Regions from separate parts of the Homo sapiens genome. Here region 2 is linked to region 1. A link is a loop called in an ENCODE intact Hi-C map of the cell type or tissue named here. Cell type or tissue: CD4-positive, alpha-beta T cell. All regions are shown on one strand.

Region 1 (8,000 bases):
GGCAGGAGAACTGCTTGTACCTGGGAGGCAGAGCTCGCAGTGAGCCGAGATCACACCAATGCACTCCAGCCTGGGCAACAGAGCAAGACTCTGTCTCCAAAAAAAAAAAAAAGAATTATGGAGGAATCAGAGATCATCTGACCAAGGTGTCTTTGCAATTCAGGTTTCAGCCTTTCTGGCCTAAGAAATAATGTTAGAAACAACCCAATAATCCAGACAGTTTATACATGAGGGGGTTTGTGGCCCTCCCTGAAGAGCCAGCTTATTGCTAGGTTACCTGAAAAAAGACTCACAAGGGTCATCCACTTAACAAACTTGTTTATCCCTCTGCATTACACCTCTGGCCCTGGCGATTTATTAAACAGGCTTTCCGACCCAGGGCTTGTATTAGTTGACAACATCGTGACAAGTTTGCATCATGGGCCATGAAAGGCATAAAAGGTATTTTGAGGCTTCTGTCCATATCTGTAAAACAAAAGGAGAAATAGTCTTTAAAACATTTTTAATATAGGTTTTTAATCTATCTAGAATTTATTTTTGTTATGGAGAAAGTAGAAATTTCATTATTAAATACATACTGTTAATATTGTATCCTGCTCCTATTTATTGAATAGCTTATGCTTCCATTGATTTACAGTGCCTCCTCTGTCACATATCAAGTTTCCATATGTACATATACATGGGCCAGCTCCTGGACTGTCTGATTCTTTTGGCCTCTTTGTCTACACATAGGCTAGTACTATACACTCTTAGTTGTTCTCACTTTATAATCAATCTTAGGGTTTTTGTTTTGTTTTAGAGTCACGGTCTTGGTCTGTCACCCAGGCTGTGGTACAGTGGCATGGCCATAGCTCACTGTACCCTTGAACTCTTGGGCTCAAGAAATCCTCCCATCTCAGCCTCCCTAGTAGCTGGGACTTCAGGTGTGCACCATGACACCTGGTCAATCCTTTTTATAGATCTTTTATAATGTTTTAAATAAGCTTTTTTCTAGGGCTGGAGTCTCACTATGTTGCCAAGGCTGAGCTCGTATTCCAGATCTCAAGTGATCTTCCTGGGATCGTAGGCTGGGATTACAGGCATGAGCCCTGTGATCACGGCTCACCGCAGCCTCTGTCTCCTGGGCCCAACTCCTGATCTTGAACTCCTTGGCTCAAGTGATCCTCCCACCTCAGCCTCCCAAGTAGCTGGGACTACATGCACACACCACTATGCTGGCTAATTTTTTTGCATTTTTTTGTACAGACAGGGTTTCACCACATTGCCCAGGGTGGTCTTGAACTCCTGGGCTCACGCAATCCGCCTGCCTTGGCCTCCCAAAGTGCTGGGATTACAAGCATAAGCCAGGGTGCCCAGCCCCAGTCTTCATTTTGAAAGAGCAATTCCCTCAAACTTTTGGTTTTAAAAAATTGTTTTGGTTATTCTTGGCCCTTTACTCTTCTATATAGATTTTAGAACGTACCTTGTGAAGTCACCTGGAAGTTCTGTTGGGATTTTTATTGAAAATTGAAAATATAAATCAATATGCATGTTGAATCAATAGACTTGGGAAGAATTGGTATCTTTATGATGAAATGCATTCTCATCCATGACTGTAGCATATCTTCATCATCTTTTATGTCATTCAATATTGTCTTTGAAGATCCAATAAAAAGATAGGGTTCTCTGCTTGGGTTTGGCCCCTGTAGAGGCCAAAATATTATCTTTATTGCTGGTAGCGACCAGGTTAGAGGACGTAGCTTTAGGTCTGTTAGCTGAGTGTTTAGTAGATCAAGGCAACAAATATACAAACAATTTGATAAACATATATATATATATATAAAACACCGCCAGCAGTTTGCTCCCCAAAAAGAAAAGCAGAACTAACATATCCAGATTATTCTTCCTAAATTTACTATTTAACATCACTCTGTCCTCCAAGGAGCAGAATGAGTAAAGAGGCAGAGAGACTGAGACTATCACACCAATAGAGGTCCTTGAAATGAATGGAAATCTTAGGAGTAGGAACTAAGCATGCTTTCCTCACAGGCATCTAAGTTGTTTGTGTACAGATCCTTTGCCCATTTAAAAAATGAGTAATTTGGCCGGGTGGAGTGGCTCATGCCTGTAATCCTAGCACTTTGGGAAGTCGAGGTGAGCAGATTGCCTGAGCTCAGGAGTTCAAGACCAGCCCGAGCAACATGATGAAACCCCGTCTCTACTAAAAATATTTAAAAAATTAGCTGGGCATGGTGGTACACACTTGTAATCCCAGTTACTTGGGAGGCTGAGGCACAAGAATTGCTTGAGCCTGGGAGGCAGAGGTTGCAGTGAACTGAGATTGCACCACTGCACTCCAGCCTGGGTGACAGATTGAGACTCTGTCTCAAAAATAAAAAATAAAATAAACTAAAATAAAAAATGCGTAATTTGTCTTTTTATTGTTGAGTTGAAGTCCAATTTATTTACTTCTTTTGTCACTTGGGCTTTTGGTTTCATATCTAAGAAACCATTGTCTAGTTCAAAGTCACAAAGATTTACTCCTTTGTTTTCTTCAAAGGGTTTTACAGTTTGATCTCTCACATTTAGGTCTATGAGAATTTAGAATTATTTTTTTGTTTATGGTGTGAGGTAGGAATTCAACTTCATTCTCTTACATGTGGATATTCACATGAACTATAATCTGTTCAATCATTTCTCCTTTACTGTTATTTTCTTCTGAGGCTTTTAAAAGGGGATATATTAGAGACCCAATGTATTGTCTCGATTGCCTAGCTGATGTCACATATTTTTTACTTGAAAAAATGTCTTTATCGTGTTTACTGCTCTGTCTTGTGTTAATTCACAAATTTTCTCTTTGTGCTCAGTATGGAGTTTATTCTATTAGATTTTAAAAGTCATTAAACATATGTCATGTTCGTAAGATTTCTAACCCATTTTTTTCTCATTTAAAAATAAACTAATGAATTTACTATTTTTGAATATGAAACATAGGCACACAGCACAGAATTCAAAGAATAAAAAATACAATGATGAGGTTATTGGCTTTAAAAATATTTACCTGTTCTTGTTTCATTTTTGTTAGTTCTTGTTTCATAACTTTGTTATAATGTGTGTTATTTATAGAGCTATAAGTGTGTGTGCAGGGGGAGTTGGTAGAAGACAACATAGGTCACAGCCTGTGCAAGGAAGAATAGTGGGAGACAGAAATAAAGAGGTAAGTTGGGGTCAGTTTGTGGACTTTGGAATAAAAGGGAAGAAAACAGTTGTCGAAGAGTATGAAGCTTATTATCTTAGCCATGTAGTCTTTGAATAATTTTTTTACCACTTAATAAACATTGTGCTTTAAGAAGGCTAAAATGCTTCAGATATACCAAAGGGAGGAGATGGGTAGTCTAGGCCTCATTAAAAGGCTTCCATCTCAGGTGGGTACCCAACCACCTTATACTTCCTTGACCCCTTTTCACAGGCCTGTATGCTGATTATAAGCCAGACGTTTCAGACATTTTGTGAAAAGATTTTAGTGTCTGGCTATATTTAAATGCTCTGTTTTATCACTTACCCTTCAAAGTCCCCTCCTCTCCTGCCCCTGATGTGGCCACTCTGAAAGGAGTCCCTCTCCCCGGGATCCAACAGTGTTCTCCCAGCAGGGGGCAGCAGCGGCACATGTCAGGTGCCCAGGGGAGGGTGGGGTGCCAAGGGGTGCCCTGTGGGGAGGAGCTTGCATGAGGAAACACATGGAATGGAAAAAGTAAACTAGTTCCTCAGTCCCACTTCAGAGTCAAACCCGCACCTGTGGTGAGTTGAGCCACAAATATGTTTTCTCTAAAGCTGGCAGCCGTTTATTTTGGAAGGAGGAAGATGCACTCAATACTATTGAGGACCTGGCTTTTTTTTCTTTGCTTTTTCCTAATTTCTTATCCTCTGCTTCGGCCATAAATGTTCTAGTTTCTCTCACTCTTCTCTTTCCCTTCCTTCATGTCCAACATTTTCCCATTTTTTTCCCAATGGTCAGGAGTATAGGTCTGGCCAAATAATCACCTTCTAGTAATAAGAATATTTCTGGAAATAAGAAACACAGCATAAGGGAAGGGAAAAGCTGGTTGGCTCCCCCAGTTCCTCACCTACCCCAGAGGCATCACACTGATCTCCAAGACTATCATCACCCGGAAGGCAAAGGCCTCTCACAATTTCTTACACATCTCTATGTTCCCCACTCACTTGCTAGACTGGATGAGAACATAGACACCCACCTGCAATCTGGTCTATAGCTTTGTCCACACCCGCATGGCATGTGGAGAAGGAATGCCTGGGGGTAGGACCTGGGGGGCTGGGGATCAAAACACTGTAATGAGGGGTAGTTTTGCAGAAATCCCCAAAAATGTGATCCTAGGACCTTCTCACTGCTTCTCCCTGAAATCCACTGTTACAATGCCCTTATACTATCTCGGTATCTAGGTGTACCACAGTAGAGGCAGCGTGGTAACTGTGTGACCTCTAACCTAGTCCCACCATGGCCAAGGTGACAAACATGTACATGGGAGTTTATCATCTTGGGCGTGGTTGAACTAGGTTAGAGGTCACATAGTTAATTTTGGGCAAGTCACTTGCCTTCTCTGGGCCTCAGTTTTCTTTTCTTTTTTTTTTCTGAGACAGAGTCTCACTCTGTTGCCCAGGCTGGAGTGCAGTGGCGTGATCTCAGCTTACTGCAAGCTCCACCTCCCGGGTTCATGCCATTCTCCTGCCTCAGCCTCCCGAGTAGCTGGGACTACAGGTGCCCACCACCATGCCCGGCTAATTTTTTTGTATTTCTAGTAGAGACGGGGTTTCACCGTGTTAGCCAGGATGGTCTCGATCTCCTGACCTCGTGATCTGCCCGCCTCGGCCTCCCAAAGTGCTGGGATTACAGGCGTGAGCCACCACGCCCGGCCCTCAGTTTTGTTATCTATAAATGGGTATTAATAATGCCTTTCATAAATATCTCACAGAGGACGGGCGCAGTGGCTCATGCCTGTAATCTCAACACTTTGGGAGGCCAAGGCTGGAGGATTGCTTGAGGCCAGGAGTTTGAGACCAGCCTGGGCAACAAAGTAAGACCCCATCTCCACAAAAAATAAGAATTAGCTGGGCATAGTGGTGCATGCCTGTAATCCTAGCTACTTGGGAGGCTGAGGCAGGAGGATCCCTTGAGCCCAGAAGGTGGAGGCTGCAGTGAGCTGTGATCGTGCCACTAGACTCTAGTATGGTGACAGAGTGGCGCCTTGTCTCTAAAATATAATAAAAATAAATACCTCACAGACGTGAGATACTCAAGTAAGATAATAATGTGAAAAGTTTGCATTTATGGTGGAGTGTTTTTAAAACATTATTTATCATTACTAGCTCTTTTTCAAGAGCACTTTGGCCCTTGTCTCATGGGCATGTTGCTTGAATTTCAGCCAAAGGATTAGGTGTTGGGACAAGTTGGCTTAAAAACATCTTTTAAAATTTATTTTAATTTATTTTTAGAGATATGGTCTCTCTATGTTGCCCAGGCTGGTCTTGAATTCCTGGCCTCAAGCCATCCTCCTTGCCTCAGCCTCCCAAAGTGCTGGGATTACAGGCATGAGCCACCAGGCCAGGCCAAAAATTTCTTATCTTTAATTATTACGGATACATAATAGTTGTACGTCTTTCAAATTGAACTCTTGAGGGGTCCAGGGCCATTGAGAGGAAAGACAGCACAGAACCAGGTGGATTTATTTCTAGGGATTTGGCTCCTAGCCCCTTGTCAGGGAAGGTGGCTTCTTTCTTTCCCTGGGGCCAAGAGAGACTAATAGGGAGATGTATCTCTAGAATCCTAGGTCTGAATGAGACGCCAATGGGTCATTGGTTTTAGGTGTTTTTTTGTTTTTGTTTTTGCCCCTCAGGTAAGGCTACATCGAAACCACACTAAGAGGATCAGAAAGAATATATGTTAAATGTTTCCAAGGAGATTCTATATTCTTTCCAGGTAATTCAGGACTAAGGATGTTTTACAGCGAGTTCTTCTTTTTAGCCTTTTGGCTGCAATTGAGGGTTGAAAATGCTTTGAGGGTAGTCTATTCATCTTTATATCCTGTCCAAACCCAGCACAAACAGGCCCTAGGGTCCCGTCTATTGACCTGAACTGCATTGTTCTGCTCTGCCTGGAGCTAGGAAATATGCTGGTCACTATTTTTTGTTGGCTTTAAATATAGTATTTGCAAAGTTCAAAACAAATCTTATGATCATTTGGCTTGTGGCTTCTCTCCTAAATCTCCCTCCTTTTAGAATGGTCAGGATGGGAGGAGGACGTGCCAAGACTGAGCTTCTGTTTCTTTTCAAGGACAGTCCCTGCAATGGCTTCGTTTGACCTACCCTCCCTTTTCTTATCAAATGAAATCAGCTACCACAGGAAATTGACTTCTCCAGATTGTAGGAGACAGGAAGCAGCACCACAAAGCAGGTTCCAGGGAGGGAAGGCAGAGATGAGAGAAACAGCTCGAGTCCCAGCTCGGTCAGTGCCTGGCCCCGGCCTCGCTTTCCGCCTCTCTGTCTCATTCTTACCATCTCTAGCCTCACCTACCCTTCTTCTGGGTCCTGGTGTCTGAGGCTGAAAGGCGCTGTAGAAGTCTCCAAGGCCAGCCTCCCTCCCCACTCAGTCACTCCCAACAAGCCTTCCAGCCTGTGCTTGACCCTTCCAGGCATGGAAATTTTACTGCTTCCCCTAAGAAACCAGCTCTGTTTTGCCTTTTATCCATCTGAAACCTCCCTCCTCCAGTGTTCTTCCACTGGCCTCACTTTTCCTTGGGACAGCCCTTTCCATACCTGAGTCTCCAGGCTAAGCCCTCCCGGGGAGGTCTCTTGGTAGAGGCATGAGTTTCTCAGAAACTCAACCAGAGGGAGTCAGGAAGGGGTCTAAGCAGGAAGGAAAAGGTGAGAACAATGCCATCGTGGGCCCTTTCCTTGCCAAGGAGTTATGTGTGGTGGCTTTAACTTGATGTTTAGTACAACTTCAACGTGCTTTTCTTCTCCTGCATGACTACTGCCTTGTGGGAAGAGTGTCTTCTCTTTTAGCTCACTTCATTAATTTTTTATGAAATATCTAAATACATATATAAAGGTGTCATGACATTCCACTCCTAAATACTTCAGTGTGTATCTTTAAGACGTAAGAATATTGGCCGGGAGCGGTGACTCATGTCTGTAATCCCAGCACTTTGGGAGGCCAAGGTGGGTGGATCACCTGAGGTCAGGAATTCAAGACTAGCCTGGCCAACACGGTGAAACTCCATCTCTACTAAAAATACAAAAATTAGCCAGGCGTGGTGGTGGGTGACTCCAATCCTAGCTATTCCAGAGGCTGAGACATGAGAATCACTTGAACCCGGGAGGCGGAGGTTGCAGTGAGCCGAGATCACACCATTGCACTCCAGTGTGGGTGACAAAGCGAGACTTTGTCTCAAAAAAAAAAAAAAAAAAAAAAAAAAAAAAGAATATGTTCTGCATAGCCAAAATCAAAATATAACACCCAACAAAATTAACTATAACCTCCCGACATTATTTAATACTTAATCCACAAAATTTCCCCAGTTGATTCCAAAATGTCCTTTACTGCTGTTTTGTTCAAACCAGGATCCAATCCAGGACCACGCATTTCATCTGGTTGTTATGGAACTTAGGGCTCTTTTATGGATGATGCTGATAAATAGAAGGAAGCTTCATTGTTAAAGTGCTCTCTTTTTAAAAATTCATATCAGGGCCAGGTGCAGTGGCTCACGCCTGTAATCCCAGCACTTTGGGAGGCCGAGGCAGGCGGATCACCCGAGGTCAAGAATTCAAGACCAGCCTGGGCAATGTGGTAAAACCCTGTCTTGACTAAAAATGCAAAAATTAGCCGAGCATGGTGGTACACACTTGTAATCCCAGCTACTTGAGAGACTGAGGCAGGAGAATGGCTTGAACCCAGGAGGCGGAGGTTGCGGTGAGCTGAGACCACGCCGCTGTTCTCTAGCCTGGGC
Region 2 (8,000 bases), 360 kb before region 1:
GCCTTGACCTCCTGGGCTCAAGTGATCCTCCCATCTCAGCCTCCCAAGTAGATGGGACCACAGATGGACACCACCATGCCCAGCTAATTTTTTTTTTTTTTTTTTGTAGAGACCATGTTGCCCAGGCTGGTCTCGAACTCCTGGACTCAAGCAATCCCACCTTGGCCTCCCAAAATGCTGGGATTCCAGGTGTGAGCCACCATGCTCAGCCTATAAAGAGATTTTTGACATCATCATCTGCACTAACTGCCTCTGTTAGCCTGGTTGTACCAAACTTTTCAGGCACAACAAATAACAGAGAACTGTCAACTTAGAAGCCAGGAAATGATTTCCCGGGGAACAAGACTAATTCCAAAGTGAAATAAACATTAAAAACAGAATCAGCATAATGGTCCATCATGCTTTAAATAATAAATCTAAGGAGTCCATGTAACTTATTCCCTTTCTGTGAATAAAGGAAGAGCTATTTTACTGCAGCAGAAACTGACAGGAGCATTTACATCATTTGGGAAAGATAGGTCAAAGTGTCATCAGATACACTATGCTGAGGTTGAGGATCAGATACACCATGCCGAGGCTGAGGACCAGATACACTATGCTGAGGCTGAGGACCAGATACACTATGCTGAGGCTGAGGACCAGATACACTATGCTGAGGCTGAGGACCAGATACACTATGCTGAGGCTGAGGACCAGATACACTATACTGAGGCTGAGGACCAGATACACCATGCTGAGGTTGAGTACCACATACACTATGCTGAGGATCAGGTACACCATGCCGAGGCTGAGGACCAGATACACCATGCCGAGGCTGAGGACCAGATACACCATGCCGAGGCTGAGGACCAGATACACCATGCCGAGGCTGAGGACCAGGTACACCATGCCGAGGCTGAGGACCAGGTACACCATGCCGAGGCTGAGGACCAGGTACACCATGCCGAGGCTGAGGACCAGGTACACCATGCCGAGGCAGAGGACCAGGTACACCATGCCGAGGCTGAGGACCAGGTACACCATGCCGAGGCTGAGGACCAGATACACCATGCCGAGGCGAGGACCAGATACACTATGCTGAGGCTGAGGATCAGATACACTATGCTGAGGATCAGATACACTATGCTGAGGCTGAGGATCAGATACACTATGCTGAGGCTGAGGACCAGATACACTATGCTGAGGCTGAGGATCAGATACACTATGCTGAGGATCAGATACACTATGCTGAGGCTGAGGATCAGATACACTATGCTGAGGCTGAGGACCAGATACACTATGCTGAGGACCAGATACACTATGCTGAGGCTGAGGATCAGATACACTATGCTGAGGTTGAGGACCAGATACACTATGCTGAGGCTGAGGATCAGATACACTATGCTGAGGACCAGATACACTATGCTGAGGCTGAGGATCAGATACACTATGTTGAGGTTGAGGATCAGATACACCATGCTGAGGTTGAGGATCAGATACACTATGCTGAGGCTGAGGATCAGATACACTATGCTGAGGCTGAGGATCAGATATATTATGCCGAGGTTGAGGACCAGATACACTATGCTGAGGATCAGATACACTATGCTGAGGTTGAGGACCAGATACACTATGCTGAGGATCAGATACACCATGCTGAGGTTGAGGATCAGATACACTATGCTGAGGCTGAGGACCAGATACACCATGCTGAGGCTGAGGACCAGATACACTATGCTGAGGATCAGATACACTATGCTGAGGTTGAGGACCAGATACCCTATGCTGAGGCTGAGGACCAGATACACCATGCTGAGGCTGAGGACCAGATACACCATGCTGAGGCTGAGGACCAGATACACCATGCTGAGGCTGAGGACCAGATACACCATGCTGAGGCTGAGGATCAGATACACCATGCTGAGGCTGAGGACCAGATACACCATGCTGAGGCTGAGGATCACATACACCATGCTGAGGCTGAGGACCAGATACACCATGCTGAGGCTGAGGACCAGATACACCATGCTGAGGCTGAGGACCAGATACACCATGCTGAGGTTGAGGACCAGATACACCATGCTGAGGTTGAGGATCAGATACACTATGCTGAGGCTGAGGACCAGATACACTATGCTGAGGCTGAGGATCAGATACACCATGCTGAGGTTGAGGATCAGATACATCTCCTTCCTGTCTTCAGGGCAATGAATGAAGGAGAAGGAAAGTAGTTCTCAGGAGGTTTATGAATTTTTGTTTTCAAAAAGCTTTACTCATAAATAAGTAGATTTTAAACCAAGAAATCATACACTGCTGAAAGGAGTATCAGCAACTTTCAAGAAGGGCAATTAGGTCGTATCTATCAAAAGACAAACGACAAATGCTTATAGCTGTGGCCCAGCTTTTCTAATTCTGGGAATTATCTCACAGTAAATATAGATGTTATTCATTGCAGTACTGTTTATAATAGCAACAGTCAGGAAACGACCTACATTTCAACGGAAGATTGAATATAGCATAATACACCCACTAAAAGGTGGGAGGATATATAAACAATTTACTTAGATATTCACAGAAATGGGTAATATTGGTGGCCTGTTATAGGGATACCAGGTGGCTGTGAGACAGGTCTTGAGAGGGAGACATTTTACTTTATGCCCTTTTTGTATTTTATGGATATTAAACTGTGGGAATGTATTGATTTCACTTGATTTGATTTTTTGAGACAGGGTCTGGCTCTGTCACCCTGGCTGGAGTGCAGTGGCATGGTCTCAGATCACTGAAACCTCCACCTCCCAGGCTCAAATGATCCTCCCGCCTCAGCCTCCCGAGAAGCTGGGACTACAGCGCACACCACCACGCCCCGCTGACTACAGCGCACCCCGCCACGCCCCGCAGACTACAGCGCACCCCGCCACGCCCCACTGGCTACAGTGCACACCGCCACGCCCCACTGGCTACAGCGCACACCACTACGCTCAGCTGATTTTTGTATTTTTTGTACAGATGGGGTTTCACATGTTGCCCAAGCTAGTTGTATTTTTATTTATTTATTTATTTGAGATGGAGTCTTGCTCTGTTGCCCAGGCTGGAGTGTGGTGACATGATCTAGGCTCACTGCAACCTCTGCCTCCTGGGTTCAAGTGACTATCCTGCCTCAGCCTCCCAAGTCACTGGGATTACAGGCGAAAGCCACCAAGCCGGGATAATTTTTGTATTTTTATATTCGTATCCCATGTTGGCCAGGCTGGTCTCAATTTCCTGACCTCAAGTGATCTGCCCGCCTTGGCCTCCCGAAGTTCTGGGATTACGGGCGTGAGCCACCATGCCCAGCCCAGGCTGGTTGTATTGATTTTATAATACAGGAAATAAAAATTTTAAATTAAATATACCAATCCAATGAAAAACTAAGAATTAATTAATGGATTTAAGAGTCAGAAAGGTCATAGCTCAAGCTTTGACCAAGCTTTCCAACCAGCTTTCTTCCTCTGTAACCTTAACTTCCTTATGCCTCAGTTTTCTCATCTATGAGAGAAAGCAGGCTGGGTACAGTAGCTCACACCTGTAATTCCAGCACCTTGGGAGACCAAGGTAGGAGGACTGCTTGAGCCCAGGAGTCTGAGACCAGCCTGGGCAACACAGTGAAACCCTATCTCTATTAAAATTATTTTTTACTGCCAGCATGTGTCAACTAAAAAAAAAGAAGAAAAAAATATTTTTAAAAAGATAATTTTTAATAAGACAAAGCAAAATAAAACAAAATTTGAGCATATAATCCCCCTTCTATGTCCCAGAAATCACTGCATTGGCTCTATGCCTATTAAAAAATAATACATTAAAAAGATTTTTGGGCCGGGCACAGTGGCTCACGCCTGTAATCCCAGCACTTTGGGAGGCCAAGGCAGGTGGATCACCTGAGGTCAGCAGTTGAGGCCAGCCTGGCCAACATGGTGAAACCCTGTGTCTACTAAAAATACAAAAATTAGCTGGGTATGGTGGTGGGCGCCTGTAATCCCAGCTACTCGGGAGGCTGAGGCAGGAGAATCTCTTGAACCCAGGAGGCAGAGGTTGCAGTGAGCTGAGATCGCGCCACTGCACTCCAGCCTGCGAGACAGAGCAAGACTCTGTCTCAAAAAAAAAAAAAATTGAAGTATCCCAGAAGTCACGTCCATGAAGTAACTAACATAGTTCCATTTTCCCTAAACAAGTCCAGAGGGGCTATGATCTCACACTATTCGATCCTGAAACACAAGGGATAGAATATACAAATGAAGACTACTTTGTTGTTTCTTTGCTACTAGACAGCATACAGCAGGGAAATTTTGCTCAAGAAACACATTGCCTGGATGGTGGCAATAGCACAGAATGCTGTTGATCAAGTGGCTGCTTGCAGCACAGCTAATCATCCTATGTTAGGCCAAGTAGATCACTGAACCTTTTCTCAGACCAATCCCAGATGCGCCTCTTGCTCTCTCCAGTGCTTCCCCAGCCTACCAACATCTCAACTGGCCACCATTCCATCCCAAGTCTTTGGCAAACCCAGGCTGATATATTAACCAAACGGCCAGAAGGGGTCACTGTTGAACTAGTCTGGGAAGAAAGCTAGCGTTAGCCATTCTTTTACCAAGTGGCTATTGGCCAGGATAAACACACCCCTGATTTAATGTATGTTATAGTATATATAATCATATTTATATAAATTATATACTTTTAATATAATTTTTCCTGTTTCTATTATATAATGTACTATATAATACATATTTAATATCATTTATATATTATGCATATATTACATATGTATATATGTTATATAGATAGATAGATAGATTTTTTTTTTTTGAGACGGAGTCTCACTCTGTCGCCCAGGCTAGAGTGCAGTGACGTGACCTAGGCTCACTGCAACCTCTGCCTCCCAGGCTCAAGTGATTCTCCTGTCTCAGCCTCCTGAATAGCTGGGATTACAGGTGTGTGCCACCACGCCTGGCTAATTTTTTATATTTTTAGTAGAGACGGGGTTTCACCATGTTAGCCAGGATGGTCTCGATCTCCTGACCTTATGATCCACCCACCTCAGCTTTCCAAAGTGCTGGGATTACAGGTGTGAGTCACTGTACCTGGCCTATATATATATTTTTTTAATTTTTATTTATGTATTTATTTATTTTTTAAGATAGGGTCTCTGTCACCCAGGCTGAAGTGCAGTGGTGCAATCATGACTTGCCGTGGTCTAGACCTCCTGGGCTCAAACAATCCTCTCACCTCAGCCTCCTGAGTGGCTGGGACTATAGATGCACACCACCACACCTGGCTAATTATTAAAATTTTTGTAGAGATGGGATCTCACTGTATTGCCCAGGCTGGCCTTGAATTCCTAGCCTCAAGCAATCCTTCTGCCTTGGCCTCCCAAAGTGCTGGGATTATAGGCATGAGCCACCACACTCAACCTCTGTATATTATTAACAGCAACTCCCTTTCATGCTCAAAACCGTCCTGATTTGGATGATAAATTATATGGTTTATGTGGGTTATGAATTATACGCTGCACCACTGGTGACTAAGTAACCATATGTCCTCCTTTAGGCAGAAGAAACCTGGGTTTCAGTTAATGATCTCTTTTGATAGATTTACTCTCCCAAATACCTACCACCGAAACATTCTGTTCCTAACATTTCCATTGCCCTTCACACTCTCCCTTTTCCTTCCTTTCTCTGAGTTAAACATATTGCTGATTTTTTTCATCTCCCAAAAGATTCCTAGAGCTGACCTTCTTGTCTCTCAAATCATATTTGTTTTTCTCTAAGTAGAGAATCTTCTCCTAGATTATACAACCTCCCTCGTAAAAACCTGGGGAGCAGGAGGGAGGTGTTGAAACTTCACTAGAGCAGGTGCATTCTTTATTGCTTTATTCCTTGTCCTGCACTGGCATGAATGCAGTTACCTACTTGGTGATTTAACATAAAACAGTCAGACAAAATGAGATCTAAGAGAAAAACCAGAGTTCAAATTAAGCTGGCAAATTTATAGGCTAATTTGTGGCTGTTTGTTCCACCAAAAATACAATTATTTTGCTGAAGGCCTTCTATTCTAATGCTTACAATGAGTAGCACCATTCCCGGGTGAGGTTTGAGCTGCAATTCTATTCCACTAATCATCCGTTTTACTGTAGGGGAAGCCTTCGCTTCTTGGTTACTATGGACCTTAATTGCTTTATGTACTTAATGAAGAAACTATAAAGTAGATAATCTTGAAAATGACTTATTTGTAAAATCCTATAATTCTAAAATTAAAAACAATTATACCAGTCAGGACTTGTTAATTATAAGCTTTAAAACTTGGAAACAGGCCCGGCACGGTGGCTCACTCCTGTAATCCCAGCTACTTGGGAGGCTGAGATTTGAGAACTGCTTGAACCCAGAAGGGAAATGTTGCAGTGAGCTGAGATCACACCACCGCACTCCAGCCTGGTTGACAAGCGAGACTCTGTCTCAAAAACAAAACAAAACAAAAGATCAACTTGGAAACAGTACACATATTTTCAAATTTTATGTACCACAAATGATATATAGACAAATTAGCAACAAACTGGATAATGCAACCCATCAGATCAAATCTAAATGAATAGCTGATTGTAAATGTGTGTCATTAGAGAGTATGTAAAAAGTTCTTGCTTTCAATAGCCTCTACTATCACATCTGAATGTGAACCCTGAACTATCTTCTGGCGTTTTGAAGTTAGACCTGGCTACCATTACACAATCCATAGTCTCTGGTTTTCTTTGTCATTTTACCCTGCCTCCAGGAGCCTACCTATTACCCAAATAAGGGAAGCCAAACTCAAAAATCTTATCATGAATCAGAAGGTTGTGATCAATATGAACTATATCTACACATTTTTTCAAAAGGAAAGGATTCTCTGGAATTAGCCTCTTTTTTGTTGAGGACCCCAAACCCACAATACATATACCCAAGATAAGGCCAAAGGATAGGTGTTAAAATTCCCGGCATTGGCCGGCGCGGTGGCTCACGCCTGCAATCCCAGCACTTTGGGAGGCTGAGGTGGGTGGATCACGAGGTCAGGAGTTCGAGGCCAGCCTGGCCAACATGGTGAAACCCCGTCTCTACTAAAAATACAAAAATTAGCCAGGCGTGGTGGTGCACACCTGTAATCCCAGCTACTCGGGAGGCTGGGGCAGAAGAATTGCTTGAACCCGGGAGGAGGAGGTTGCACTGAGCCAAGATTGTGCCACTGCATGCCAGCCTGGGCAACAGAGTGAGACTCTGCCTCAAAAGAAAAAAAAATTTCCCAGTATGACACTGTACATCACTTCTATTTGTTTTTTGTTTGTTTGTTTTGAGACAGGGTCTCGCTCTGTCACCCAGGCTGGAGTACAGTGGCATGATCTCAGCTCACTGCAATCTCTGCCTCCCAGGTTCACATAATTCTCGTGCCTTAGCCTCCCGAGTAGCTGGGACTACAGGTGCCCACCACCACGCCCAGCTAACTTTTGTATTTTTAGTAGAGAAGGGGTTTCACCATGTTAACCAGGCTGGTCTCGAACTCCTGACATCAAGTGATGATCTGCCCGCCTTGGTGTCCAAAGTGCTGGGATTACAGGTGTGAGCCACCACTCCTGGCCCACTTCTATTTGTATTTCACTGTTCTTCAGTTACTACAGAGAGCAAACATACCAACACAATTAAGAAGTAACCACAAATATACTGTATATGCTGCAAATGCACAGATTTGTGGCTATAAATCCCTCTTATTCCCTGGTGTCTGTCTGAGTCTTAGTTCAGTCCTATATTTACAGGGTAGAGAGAACACTTAGTAATCAGAAGAAGTGAAAAAGGATTGGAAAAAAAGGGAGAATTGGGGAATTTACAGAGAAGAAAGAATATTTGCCTATAGGACTTTGTATTCATAACAAATGCTCTTGGAAGTTTCTTTTTATAATGATCTCTAAAACCAATTGCCCCACATAAGAAAAGCATCTCGAATATATATTAGTAATTTATGTGTCA

What was found. Peaks named below come from ENCODE experiments on the same cell type or tissue, not always from the same donor. Only the 100,000 strongest peaks of a DNase experiment are listed, where the experiment ranks them.
Region 2: a loop joins it to region 1, with 2.7 times the contacts of the local background. A loop is called at or near these places in 3 of 110 quality-filtered maps.

Annotation. Positions count from the first base shown.
Region 1 is chr3:196,605,831-196,613,830 of GRCh38, forward strand. No RefSeq gene overlaps it. Among named protein-coding and RNA genes, the nearest start is that of LINC01063, 23 kb to the right of the region's middle. In CD4-positive, alpha-beta T cell, CTCF peaks have their summits at 3,624 (motif pointing right) and 3,637 (motif pointing right); DNase peaks (open chromatin) are centred at 3,651 and 4,491; H3K4me3 peaks cover 322 bases; H3K27ac peaks cover 1,856 bases.
Region 2 is chr3:196,249,227-196,257,226 of GRCh38, forward strand. The region is part of intron 3 of PCYT1A (phosphate cytidylyltransferase 1A, choline); the gene reads right to left. Among named protein-coding and RNA genes, the nearest start is that of PCYT1A, 34 kb to the right of the region's middle. In CD4-positive, alpha-beta T cell, CTCF peaks have their summits at 4,566 (motif pointing right) and 4,765; a DNase peak (open chromatin) is centred at 4,545.